3 separate regions of the Homo sapiens genome follow, and all the other regions are linked to region 3. Evidence: chromatin contacts called from ENCODE Hi-C or POLR2A ChIA-PET data. All regions are on one chromosome and are shown on one strand. The core of a region is the stretch at or near the end of the contact, and the rest is flanking DNA. Distances in the headings are between cores, read along the strand shown.

The links. Hi-C counts contacts between places; a loop is a spot of excess contacts on that map. ChIA-PET counts read pairs that join two places held with the same protein, here RNA polymerase II (POLR2A). Pooled maps may share reads with other maps.
Region 1: a map of breast epithelium shows a loop between it and region 3 (5-fold over the local background). The contact joins two enhancer-like sites. A Hi-C loop is called at or near these places in 5 of 168 maps with a recorded cell type or tissue (GM12878, breast epithelium, chondrocyte and 2 more), 1 of 37 single-sample maps with no recorded cell type and 5 of 50 pooled maps. POLR2A ChIA-PET finds 5 or more read pairs at or near these places in 2 of 52 experiments (WTC11 and activated naive CD4-positive, alpha-beta T cell).
Region 2: a loop to region 3 is called in a map of GM12878, with 6 times the contacts of the local background. The contact joins the promoter of DACT1 here to the enhancer-like site in region 3. A Hi-C loop is called at or near these places in 5 of 168 maps with a recorded cell type or tissue (GM12878, aorta, chondrocyte and 2 more), 20 of 37 single-sample maps with no recorded cell type and 11 of 50 pooled maps. POLR2A ChIA-PET finds 5 or more read pairs at or near these places in 4 of 52 experiments (BJ, WTC11, activated T-cell and 1 more).

The regions. Positions count from the first base shown.
Region 1 is chr14:58,658,018-58,661,780 of GRCh38, reverse strand. No RefSeq gene overlaps it. Among named protein-coding and RNA genes, the nearest start is that of DACT1, 22 kb to the right of the region's middle. Within about 2 kb of position 1,845, at least 4 of the 41 ENCODE cell types and tissues checked have a DNase peak (open chromatin) inside an H3K27ac peak, as active enhancers do.
Region 2 is chr14:58,636,493-58,640,282 of GRCh38, reverse strand. It overlaps DACT1 (dishevelled binding antagonist of beta catenin 1), which reads right to left and starts at 2,321. Exons shown (of 4, transcript NM_001079520.2): 1 at 1,736-2,321. The coding sequence starts at 2,080. RefSeq lists a silencer at 1,821-2,530.
Region 3 is chr14:58,953,766-58,957,474 of GRCh38, reverse strand. The region is part of intron 4 of LINC01500 (long intergenic non-protein coding RNA 1500); the gene reads right to left. Among named protein-coding and RNA genes, the nearest start is that of LINC01500, 130 kb to the right of the region's middle. RefSeq lists enhancers at 811-1,312, 3,251-3,370. Within about 2 kb of position 2,268, at least 2 of the 41 ENCODE cell types and tissues checked have a DNase peak (open chromatin) inside an H3K27ac peak, as active enhancers do; they include GM12878, where a contact is called at or near this core.

The DNA.
Region 1 (3,763 bases), core at 596-3,095, 300 kb after region 3:
ACACAGTGCTACACAGTAGCACTGAACAGGTAGGTGCTGAAATATTGGATGAATGAGTTCACAATGAGCCCTACTGTTTATCCTTTAGTATTAAACTGATTTTGTTTATAAATCTGAAATTCGGCCGGGCGCGGTGGTTCACACCTATAATCCCAGCACTTTGGGAGACCGAGGCAGGAGGAGCACAAGGTCAGGAATTTGAGACCAGCCTAGCCACATAACGAAACCCCATCTCTATTAAAAATAGAAAAATCGGCCGGGCACAGTGGCTCATGCCTGTCATCCCAGCACTTTGGGAGGCCAAGGTGGGAGGATCACAAGGTTAGGAGTTCGAGACCAGCCTGGCCAATATGGTGAAACCCCGTCTCTACTAAAAATACAAAAAAATTAGCCAGGTGTAGTGGCACATTCCTGTAATCCCAGCTACCCGGAAGGCTGAGTGAGGCAGGAGAATTGCTTGAACCCAGGAGGTGGAGGTTGCAGTAAGCCGAGGTCACGCCACTGCACTCCAGCCTGGGCAACAGAGTGAGACTCCATCTCAAAAAATAAATAAATAAATAAATAAAAATACAAAAATTAGCCAGGCATAGTGGCACGCACCTGTAGTCCCTGTAGTACTCGGGAAGCTGAGGCAGGAGAATGGCTTGATCCTAGGAGGTGCAGGTTGTGGTGAGCCAAGATCGCACCACTGCACTCCAGCCTGGGCAAGAGAGTGAGACTCCATCTCAAAAAAAAAAAAAAAAAAAAAAAAAAAAAAAAAAAAAAAAATCTGAAAATCTTTGTATGACTAATGCTCAAAAAAAGAATCACAACTGTTTTTTAAAAGAAAGAAAATTATTTAACCAAACTTCCATTACCATACACTCTGCCCCCCAAAAATAAACACATTAACAAAGTTCTATTGATACCTTTTAAAATATAATGAAAAATGATGACAGCCCAAAATAATGAATTGTAGTGTTACACAAACCCCCATTTTTCTATTTCTTTCTTTTTTTTTTTTTTTTGAGGCAGGGTCCCACTCTGTCACTTAGGTTGAAGTACAGTGACATGATCATGGCTCACTGCAGCCTTGACCTCCTGGGCCCAAGCAATCCTCCCACCTCAGCCTCCTCGGTTGCCAGGACCACAGGTTTGCACCACCACACCTGGCTAATTATTTATTTATTTATTTATTTATTTATTTATTTATGTCTCTCTATGTTGCCCAGAATGGTGTCTTGAACTCCTGGACTCAAGCAATCCTCCCACCTTTGCCTCCCAAAGTGCTGGGATTACACACGTTAGCTACCATGTCCAGCCCTCTATTTCCTTATCCATAATAGGAACGTGTATAGGACTGTTGTGAGAATTAAATGAGATAATGTCTCAGAAAAGGTTAATAAATATTAGCTACATTCATTCAACAATAAATATTAACAGTCTTAAAAATAATCACATTCAGTAGTTCCATTTCTGGGATTCTATTCTAAGAAAATAATCCTTAATATGGGGGGGAAATCTTAACCAAAAAAGTTCATCCCAGTGTTATTTATAGGCAGAAACTAGAGATTTAGTGACCTTTTCCTTCCGTCCAATGGTGAGCTAAGGCCTAGCACTCTGGCTCAAGCACAGATCTATAAACCCAGGACTAGCCGGGAAGAGGCAGACAGGATTGGAAAGAAGCGGAGAAGAAAGGAGATTTTAAGTCCAAATTCCTGGCAAGGCAGACTTACAAGAAGAAAAAGTTCAAGATGTCAAGTACATCGGGGTAGGGCCAAGCAAGAGAGCCAAAACAAAGCTTGACCCCTGAGATCAGGCCCCCCAAGGGAATGTTCCAGAATGTGGATCCTGGAGATATGCCCTGAGAATGGGTGGGGAAGAGAAGGAAGAAGCCTCCGCGGAGCATCTCAGTCCCAGTCAGTGGGTGGGCCAGTAGACACTGGGTCCTAAATAGAAACAAGAAAAATTTCCATCGAGAGGGGAATGGATAAATAATTGAATACTGCAATAAAATAGGATGTAACAACTACAAAATACTGATTAGAAAGACTATAGTAATCTAAGAAAATCCTTGACTAATGCAAGCATATATGTTTATGTATATGTAGTACATGTGACATATATAAGGAATTATGTGTATGTATAAGTAAGTGTACATATATGCTTACATATATGTACATACATATGGACATATGGTATGTACTTATGTGTAAGCATATATGTATAAATATATAAATCTCATATATATATATGAGATAGTAACTATGGCATATGCATAGAAAAAAATACTTAGAGGAACCATAGCAAAATGCTAATGATTGTTTGATTAGGAAAGTAAATGGTGATTTGCCTTTTCTGTATATTTGTTAAATTTTATGTAATGTATAGGTTTAGATTACTTTTATATTTAAAAACTTAAGTAGGGAGGCAAAAGGAAAATTAGGTACATTTATCTGAATCTAATAGTACCGCTTTTCCAGAAATTTGTTTCTTAAGAGTGAAATTTGTGTGTCTTAGGCAATGAGCCATATTTTTAGCCTCCTAAATCCTTTCCTCTAAATGTCAATTGATGAGTTACTGGAAAAAGAATCTTTCTCTTTAACTAGTTGTGGCTCTTTTGGAAGAATTGTAACTCTTGGCTAACATGGGATATTATTTGGAGGACAAAACTCAAAACTCATTTATGGGATCCACTCTAATGGCCAGCAAGTACCTAGGCCCTTTCCAAAGGTCCTAACTTGCTCCCAAGGTGAACCCTATTCACATGTTGCATGAGGTATGAGGTATTCGAAAGAAAGTAAAATGCTACAAATACAAATATTATTACCTTCCTCTCATATATTTTTTCATTTCTATTAGAAACTTACTGACAGAATGTCTCCTTTCAGTCCCTGGATTCACCAGAACCCAGGCAGTTCATTTGTAATTTTGGTAACTCTACAGCCATGATCAGAATCAATCTATGTGACAGATTGACCATGGGATTATCAATACCAACTTTTAGGCCTTCCAAAGACCTCCCATGAAATAAATCCCCAAATCAAATCAAGTGAATATTTAAAATAACATCCTTAGTTATCAAAGCTTGATATTTAATTTTTGGATGAATTTTTTTAATTTAGAATATTAAATTTGTTTCTAAAAGCTCCTCTAAACAATTGGGAAAAATGTGATCATAGACTGGATATTAGATAAGACAAAATGCATTTAAATAGCAGATATTCTTAACTTTAAAAAGCAAGTGGCAAAATTCGGGCACGGTGGCTCACACCTGTAATCCCAGCACTTTGGGAGGCCGAGGTGGGTGGATCATTTGGGGTCAGGCATTCAAGACCAGCCTGGCCAACATGGTGAAACCCCATCTCCACTAAAAATACAAAAATTAGCTGGATGTGTTGGCGTACACCTGTAGTCCCAGCTACTCGGGAGGCAGAGGCAGGAGAATCGCTTGAACCCCGGGAGGTGGAGGTTGCAGTAAGCCAAGATCGCACCACTGTACTCCAGCCTGGGGGACAGAGCAAGACTCTGTCTCAAAAAAAAAAAGAAAAAAAAAAGCAAGTGGCAAAATAGCTAGTGAAGTGTGACCTTATTCTCAGAAAAAATACATATATGCATAATTGGAAAGAGATATGGGAGAACAGACAGTAAAGAGGTGGCAGGAATCATCCCTGGAAAATAAAAAGGAGTTTATATTCTTGCTTACATTATATATATATATGGCTTATTTATGTTATTTTTACTTTCTGCAATACACATATACTGTGTTTGTAATAACAAAAGG
Region 2 (3,790 bases), core at 1,072-3,571, 320 kb after region 3:
GTTTTCTATTAGTTGCTTTGTGGGGTTTAATCAGTCTTAGAGCCTTTGAAAGTGAGAAACTAATACTAATAGCCAGTGCCAAGTATAATGTGAGCTGGCAGAATCCAAAACCCTCATGGGAAGGCCCATCGAGATTTGAACGCCTCTGGGTTTCCAAAGGTGACAGATGGATTGTGCTAACTCACACTGCCACCTAGTGCTTCCTATTGCTGGAAAAACGGGAGAACTCAAAAAGCATCTGGTTCAAATCATGAATGCCAAGTCTACAAATGAAAATAGTACCATAAATACTGACTGGACTGGAATTCTCTTGACATACTGCTTTGCTCCCCTCAAGCGGACAATAGGAATGCGCCACTTACAATCTTGAGATTCATGCAGACAAAAAGGTGCAATTGCACAAAACAATAAAATGTAAAAGTCACCAGCCATAACCAGTGAGAACTGGCTCAAATGAATGTTACATAGGAATCTGGTCTGTGACCGAAGCAGCACAGTAAAATGCCAAAACAGAGATATTACACAAACCACAGTGTACATCCTTACAAAACACATGCATATGAATATCTACGCCTCTTGTCTTTTGACTTAAAAAGCTTGGAGACATAAATTGTATGTTTGTTTGCTACAATTAATTTCTTCAGGAAAAATGAACCTATCAAGTAAAAGCACTTTGGTGCTTAAAAACACACACACACACACAGAGAAAAGAAATGATCTGAAAAGAGATAATAGAAGAAAACACATGACAACTGCACAGCATCACCACTTTATTGTGGGAGGGCCACTACCTGGCATGTGTCTAGTTTAGATAGTATCACTTGGTCAGGTGAGGACGTTTGCTGTTTCCAAAACTACATTTTAAGGTCACTGAAAACAAAGCTGTCGCCATTATTCTGAGGCGGGGTCAAAAGCTGTTCATCAATACATTAAGCTACAAAGTTCTTTTTCTTCCCCATTAATGAAGACTGCATAGAAAGACTGAGACACTGACAGAAACCCAGTAAGATAAATGCTTACCGAGAGCAGGTTCTCTTTTCTCCCACCTCCACCACCAATCACAGCTGGCAGAACGTATAAAATATGAGAGGAGGGGACACAGTCTCCAGCCAAATTTCCATCATTTCCATCTAGTTTGAGCTGCCTTATACAAAGGGCTTCTATTTGAAATTAAGCACCAGCCTGGGTGAAAGCTGGCATGCTGGGGAGAGCTCTCGGAGAGGCACGGCTCCCTACAGGCGCTCCAGTGTAATCGTAAAACTCGGCCCTGGACAGTTAAGCACGCCACAAACCCCCTCCTTGGCTTTTGGCCCCTCTCGGCGGGAGGAGATAAAGTCAAGAAAACCTCCAAATAAAATGGTATTTTAAGTGGGAGTTTGCAAACCGCTGGGGAGAGGGCATATACTCATCTAACTAAGGAGACCGAACGTTAGAACTAGGCGACTCCAAGAATCCCGAAGGCAGAGGAGGAGGGAAGAGCGGCCACCCCCTTCCCGCAATCCGCGCGAGGTCGCCAGACACAAAGCGGGCACACGCCAGAAACGCGTGGGCGTCGGCAGCCCACACGCCGCGGGCACTCAGGAAGGGGATCAGGGAGGTATGGGGCGGTCGGGGGCGTCCCATAACAGCGAGCATCTCCCCAGCCAGAGTCAACCTCGCGCCCGCCCCAGGCCACCTGCCCGACCTCCAGCCCCTGGGCAGGAACAGCCGTGCTCCACCTTCGGGCACGACCTACCAATTGCTTTCTTAGCAGCAAGATGTTCTCCTCCAAGAACTTCTCCTCCAGGCGACTGCGCTGCGCCGCCTCCCCCAGTAGCTCCCCAGCGCGGGGCGCAGCGGCTCCCGCACCCCCGGCGCCGCGCAGGGCGCCCCTGACCAGCAGCTCTTGGCGCTGGCGCAGGTACTCCAGCTCCGCCAGCCCGGCCAGCGTGGCCTCCTGCCGCTCCCGGGTGCGCTGCCGCTCGGTGTCTGCCTCGCCCTTCTCCCGCCAGCGCCCCTCGGGCTCCGCCGTGCGCTGCTCGCCTCGGGCCGGCGCCGGAGGCTCCAGCTCCTTCGCCGTCCCGGCCGGACTCGGCTTCATGGCCCCCAGTCGGGCAGCGAGAGCCGTCACCGCAGCCGGGCCGCCCAGGCGGAGGAGCAGGGCGCTAGGGCTGCGGCCGCGGGTGGGCTCATGCCGCCCTGTGGCGGGGCGCGGCGCTGGCGGGGACGGTGGCTAGAAGCCCTCGAGTCCTGCGCGCGACCGCCGGCTGCTGCTGTCCCGGCCCGGGCAGCGCCGTCCGCTGTCGCCGCGCGTCCCTCGCCGCGGCCCGGCAGCTGATAACGCCCTGCCCGGCGCTACGTCACGCGCGGCGGCCCTGCAAACCCCCGCCTGGCGCCCGCCTCCCCGCGCCGGCCCCTCGGCTGCGACGCTTGCGCCCCCAGGCTTCCCCTCCTCTGTCAGGCGCGCCGCCCGGCCCCCAGAGCCGCCTCCTCCTCGCTCGGCCCTCCCCGCCCCTCCTCGCCCCTCCCCGCCTCCTCCCCCGCTCTCTTCGCGGGCCTCCTCGCCCCCTTTTCGGGTTTACTGCACCCGATTTTGCCCTCGCTCCTCATTGGCTCTTTCTCGTCGCCCAAAGCTCGGGGCGAGCGCCTGGAGCCCCAGCATCCTGTTACAGTCGGCCGCGCAGGCAGGGGCCGCGACGGGACGCGGCAGTTGGGCTCTCCGGAGAACTTTCTGAAACTCGACCAAGTTGCAGCACAGTCTTAACCCTTTCCCCACACGGCCACTCCTCATTTCCACTCACACCGAGTTAGGTTTCTTTCACTTCCCAAGCAAGGTATTGCAAGTGTATTCACAGACACTGTGGGGTTGGTTCCTTAACTCCACTTTGTAAAGGCAAGCAATACAGAGCACAATGCAGTGTTCTAAAACTTAAGTTTTGTTGTCGTTTTAATTTTTTAACGTCGGTCTTACGATGGACGGCATTTAAAATTAGGCAGGAGGATGTCGTTGTATAGCGAGAGGTTGCATCAATTCTTTTACAAGCCTACGATTTGAGTGCGCGCGCGTGCGCGCTTTGGTTTTTGTTTGAGCTTTTATTATTACTTAGTCTGCGTTTACAATAAGAGCTCTGACTCAGAAATCAGACTGTCTGGATTTGTATCCCAGTTTCACCCCTAAATAGCTGTGCGGGCAACTTACTCCCTTCTCTGTGTACGTTCCCCCCACTGTAAAAGGGAGCAGCTGCTATGGGAACCTGCTGTTGAAGAATTATAATAGTATGCAGCATATGCTATATATTGTGGGGGCTGTGCACTTACAACGTGGCTAGCACATAGATAGTAAAGGTGATATGAGTTGTAGCTTTTCTCCAGAGGGATTTATAAGTCTTCCCTCTTGAAGTATCATGTATTGGTCATCTCTGCTTGGAACACACTACTCCAGACCCCTATCCCACTGAAATTTCCGGTGGGATAGGGGTCTGAAAATTCCACTAGCTGGCTTATCTGTGGAAAAGTACCACATATATCTTTAAAAGCAGTACATCCAAGAACCTCGGAAATTCAATCCAGCAAGTCACAATTGCTGAAGTTCAGGCAAAGTGTTGTGTGAAAGAGTGCATCCTATATCATTATTTCAGACACTTGCACTTTTGCCCATCTGCTTACCCGTGCTAGGAATTCCTCTTCTTTCCTCCCCTCTCTGTGTGGTCTAACCACCCTTCCAACCTTTGAGCTCCAGTTAACTATATAAATATCTGATTCTGATCCCATGCTACCTGTATGGTTATTTATCTGGGTGTGCACACGCATA
Region 3 (3,709 bases), core at 1,019-3,518:
CACCCTGAGACCCAAGTTACTTAGGCTAATAACAGTTAACATCTAACAAGGCGCAATTAACTAGTTATTCCTTGGCTTTACAGTAAAGAAAGACAGCAAGAAAAAAAAAAAAGACTAATGTGAGAATATCATTAGCTGATAGGGATGTGAGTGAACACTGTCACCTTGATCAAATCTATATGCCAAAGGAACAGAGCTCTCACTGGAAACCGTGTTAGGCAAAGCATAATCTGATATCGACAAGATAATCCTCTTCCAAAAATTCTCTCAATCTAATCATAGGAGCTCATGCTTCTCCATCAACTGGAAGAGCGTCATCCCCTGAGGAGTCAAAGCCAAGATCGTGGTTGTTTTCTTACCTGAACAGCCAAGTCCCCAGCAGTTTCAGCTTCCCAGTGAGTTGTCAGAATTTCCTGGAACAAATCGCCCAATAGCCTCCACTGCTCCTGGCCTATTTCTGCTGGTTTCTATCCTTCATGCAAGCCAGGAATATAATTTACACACACCTCTTGTTACTATTCCATTTAATTATAATATAATCCCACACATGCAAACAAGAAAACAGCAATCATGTTTTATTCCAACTCCTAATTGCATGTAGCAATCATGTGCTTTCACTAAATTATTTCCATCAAGCAGAAATAGTGCCATTATTTCAGGAATGCCAAAAGGCCCACCTGCAGTCCCCACCCCCATCAGCAAAGCCAATTCGAGTCTCATACACTTGCCCTGCAATTTCATATAGTGGCCCTCCCCCATAAACACACACGCGCGCACATAGACACCACACAAGCATACAGACACACCAGACACCACACATACACACACACCAGACACCACACACACACCACACACCACACACACCCCACACACACCACACCACACACACACACACACACACACACACACACACTTTCACACTCTGAATCTCTGTATGTTCAGCTCCCCTGTTCTTTCCCTTCCCACCAGCATCTTAGGCCCTGAGATGTCAAGTGATTACTCAACACTCTCCTTTTATCTATTGTGGCTTAGAACATTCTCAGCTGGGCTTCCTAACTAACCATTTCCTGTTCCTCTAATTCTAAAATACATCCATCTCTGTTTCTCACAGGGAGAGCCCTTATTAATCTCTTTTCTTAATAACACCTTAAACCTAGTCTTCATAAGACTCTCTTAATGAGTCTCTCTCCTCTGGAGCTGGAACATCCTCCTTTTCCTGCCCTTAGGTGTCAGAATTCCAGGTTCTCAGGCCTTTGGACTTAGACCAATCCATGCTACCATCTTCCCTTGTTCTCCAGCTTATGAACAGCCTATTGTGGGACTTCTCAGCCTCCATAATTGAGTAGCTAATTCCACTAATAAATCCCTTTTCATACATCTCTCTCTCTTTATATATTCTATTATTTCTGTCTCTCTGGAGAACCCCTGACTAAAACATTGCACCAACCAATCATCAACTTTTCTTATTTTTGAATAACAACAACAAAAACAGAATAAAAGAAAGAAAGAGAAAAGAAGAATGTCCTTTTCTCTGTGTTCATTCTGAAACTCATTTACACTAGGAATTGTGTGTTCCTTGCCTGATTCTCTCCCAACTTGTTTTCTGCATTGTATCATTGGAAATAAGCCTAGGAATTACTTAAGTCATGCATATAAAAATGAAAACTAGAGAAAGAAAACATGAGGTAGTAAGGTGGTAAATTACTAAGCACTGGGGTCGGCAAATGTTTGAATTTTTGCTTCTGCTTTTCAAGGTTTTGTGCTGTTGGGTGCATTCCAAACTAGGCTTCAAGCCTAGTCATCTCAGTAGGTATTTTTTTCCTTTTCCTTTTTTTTCAGACTGTGTTATCAATCATGCTTTCCTAAAGGTTCACAGACTATTTGCAAAGCAAAGGGGAGCCTCAGTGTCCCAAGGCAGGATTACCATTTGCAGCAGGAATTAGGAATGAAACCAGGAAGGATTCAGTCTTGCATTGCTCTCTGTGTTTGAAAGGGAAAAAAAAAAAAAGGCTGAGAGTGCTCTGAGGACTTAAAAACAACCAGCATGACTTGACCATTTGAAAAAGAAATCCTGGAGCAGCATTCCAGAAACACGAAGACAAGCTCAGCACTGTGCAACCGAAGGAGGTCACTCCTCTGGGAGTATTTCATGGAATTAAGAGAAATGACTTTTAAGAAGTAGCTGTCTGAATGAGAACAATTGCAGACTTTCTTTTTTTCTAGGACTGAGCTCCATGCTCACTAGTCTTAAAACGCAAAAGTTAAACATAAAATGAAACAGGAAAAACTAAATATATTTTCCAACTGTCTCCTTGTGGCCAGCTGCCAATCAGCCTAGACTGGGTGGTGATTCTTGCCTTAAAGTTAGCAGAGAGATAGGCTGGATTGTTTTTCTGGCTTTTTTTTTTAAAAAATAAGTATTGTATTTTAGTCATTTTAGTTGTGAAAGGCTTTGAAGTTTAACATGAAAGAAGAACAAAGAGTGGTCAGAGTTTAGGTTTATAAATTCACTTCTACTATTCAACAGATGCAAAAAGCACATGGTTTCTTGTAGCTTCAGTTTTCTGATCCATAAAATGAAAATGCTGCAAGGCTGGCTTTTTCCTGTTATTCAGATCCTGCTTTAAGTGTCTCCTCTCATAGAAGTATCCTATCCAAAGGGTCTCCTTTCAACACCTAGCTGCCTCTGTCACATCACCGAGTTCTAATTTCTTCCCTAAACTCTGCTTTTTTGTTTGTTGCCTGTCTCCCCCAGTTAGGGTATAAAAATTATGAGGGTAAGAAATTTTATTTCTTTATGAATTCATTTAACAAATATTGTTTAGTGACTTCTCGGTACTAGATATTGTCCCATGCCCTGGGGATATGTCAGTAAGTAAAGTAAGGAGATGCAGTCCTTGTTTTTAGATAGAGAAGTCAGGCCTGGAAATAAGCAAATATGCCTTGAAATAAGCAAATAAGCAAATCACTTTGTAACATGTCCAGTGGCAATAGGTGTTTTGAAGAAATAGATATGGGAATTAAATGGGATCATACAGGGTAGGTGGTGAAATTTATACAGGATGGCCAGGGAAGGCCACTGAGTATGCAACATTTTAACGGGACTTGAAGAAAGTGAAGAAGCAAGACCTGGAGCTGGGGTATCCCAGAAAGTGGGAGCCCCCAAGGGAAAAGGCCCAGTTTGGTTGTTCCAAGGGCAGTGTGGCTGGTGCACAGGTGGAGGAAATGAAGAGGACAGAATGAATAGTTCATAGTATAGACTTTTGGTTTTATTCTGACTGAGATGAAAAGGCTGGCTGGTTCTACTGTGGCTGCTATGAGCTGACAAGATTGAAGATGAGCTTTGCTGGAAGCAGTGTGAGGTTAGAGCAGTGATCCAGCCAAGAAATGAAGGTGATTTGGGTGGTGTGATAACAGTGGCAGCGTGTACACAAACTTTGATTCCAAGATCTCCTGACAGATTGAATGTGGAGTGGGGAGGAGAGAGAATTAGCAACGTCTCCCAGGCTGTAGCCTGAACAAATGAACAGATGGAAAGATTAGGAGAGAATAAGGGTGAAGGCAAGGATGAAGAGTTTGGTTTTAGACCTATAAACTAATTTTGAAATACATATTAGAAATCCAACAGTAAATGGTGAATATGTTCAGAACTCAGAAGTTCAAGAGAAGATATACAGGCTAGAGATACACATTTAGCAAACATCATCAA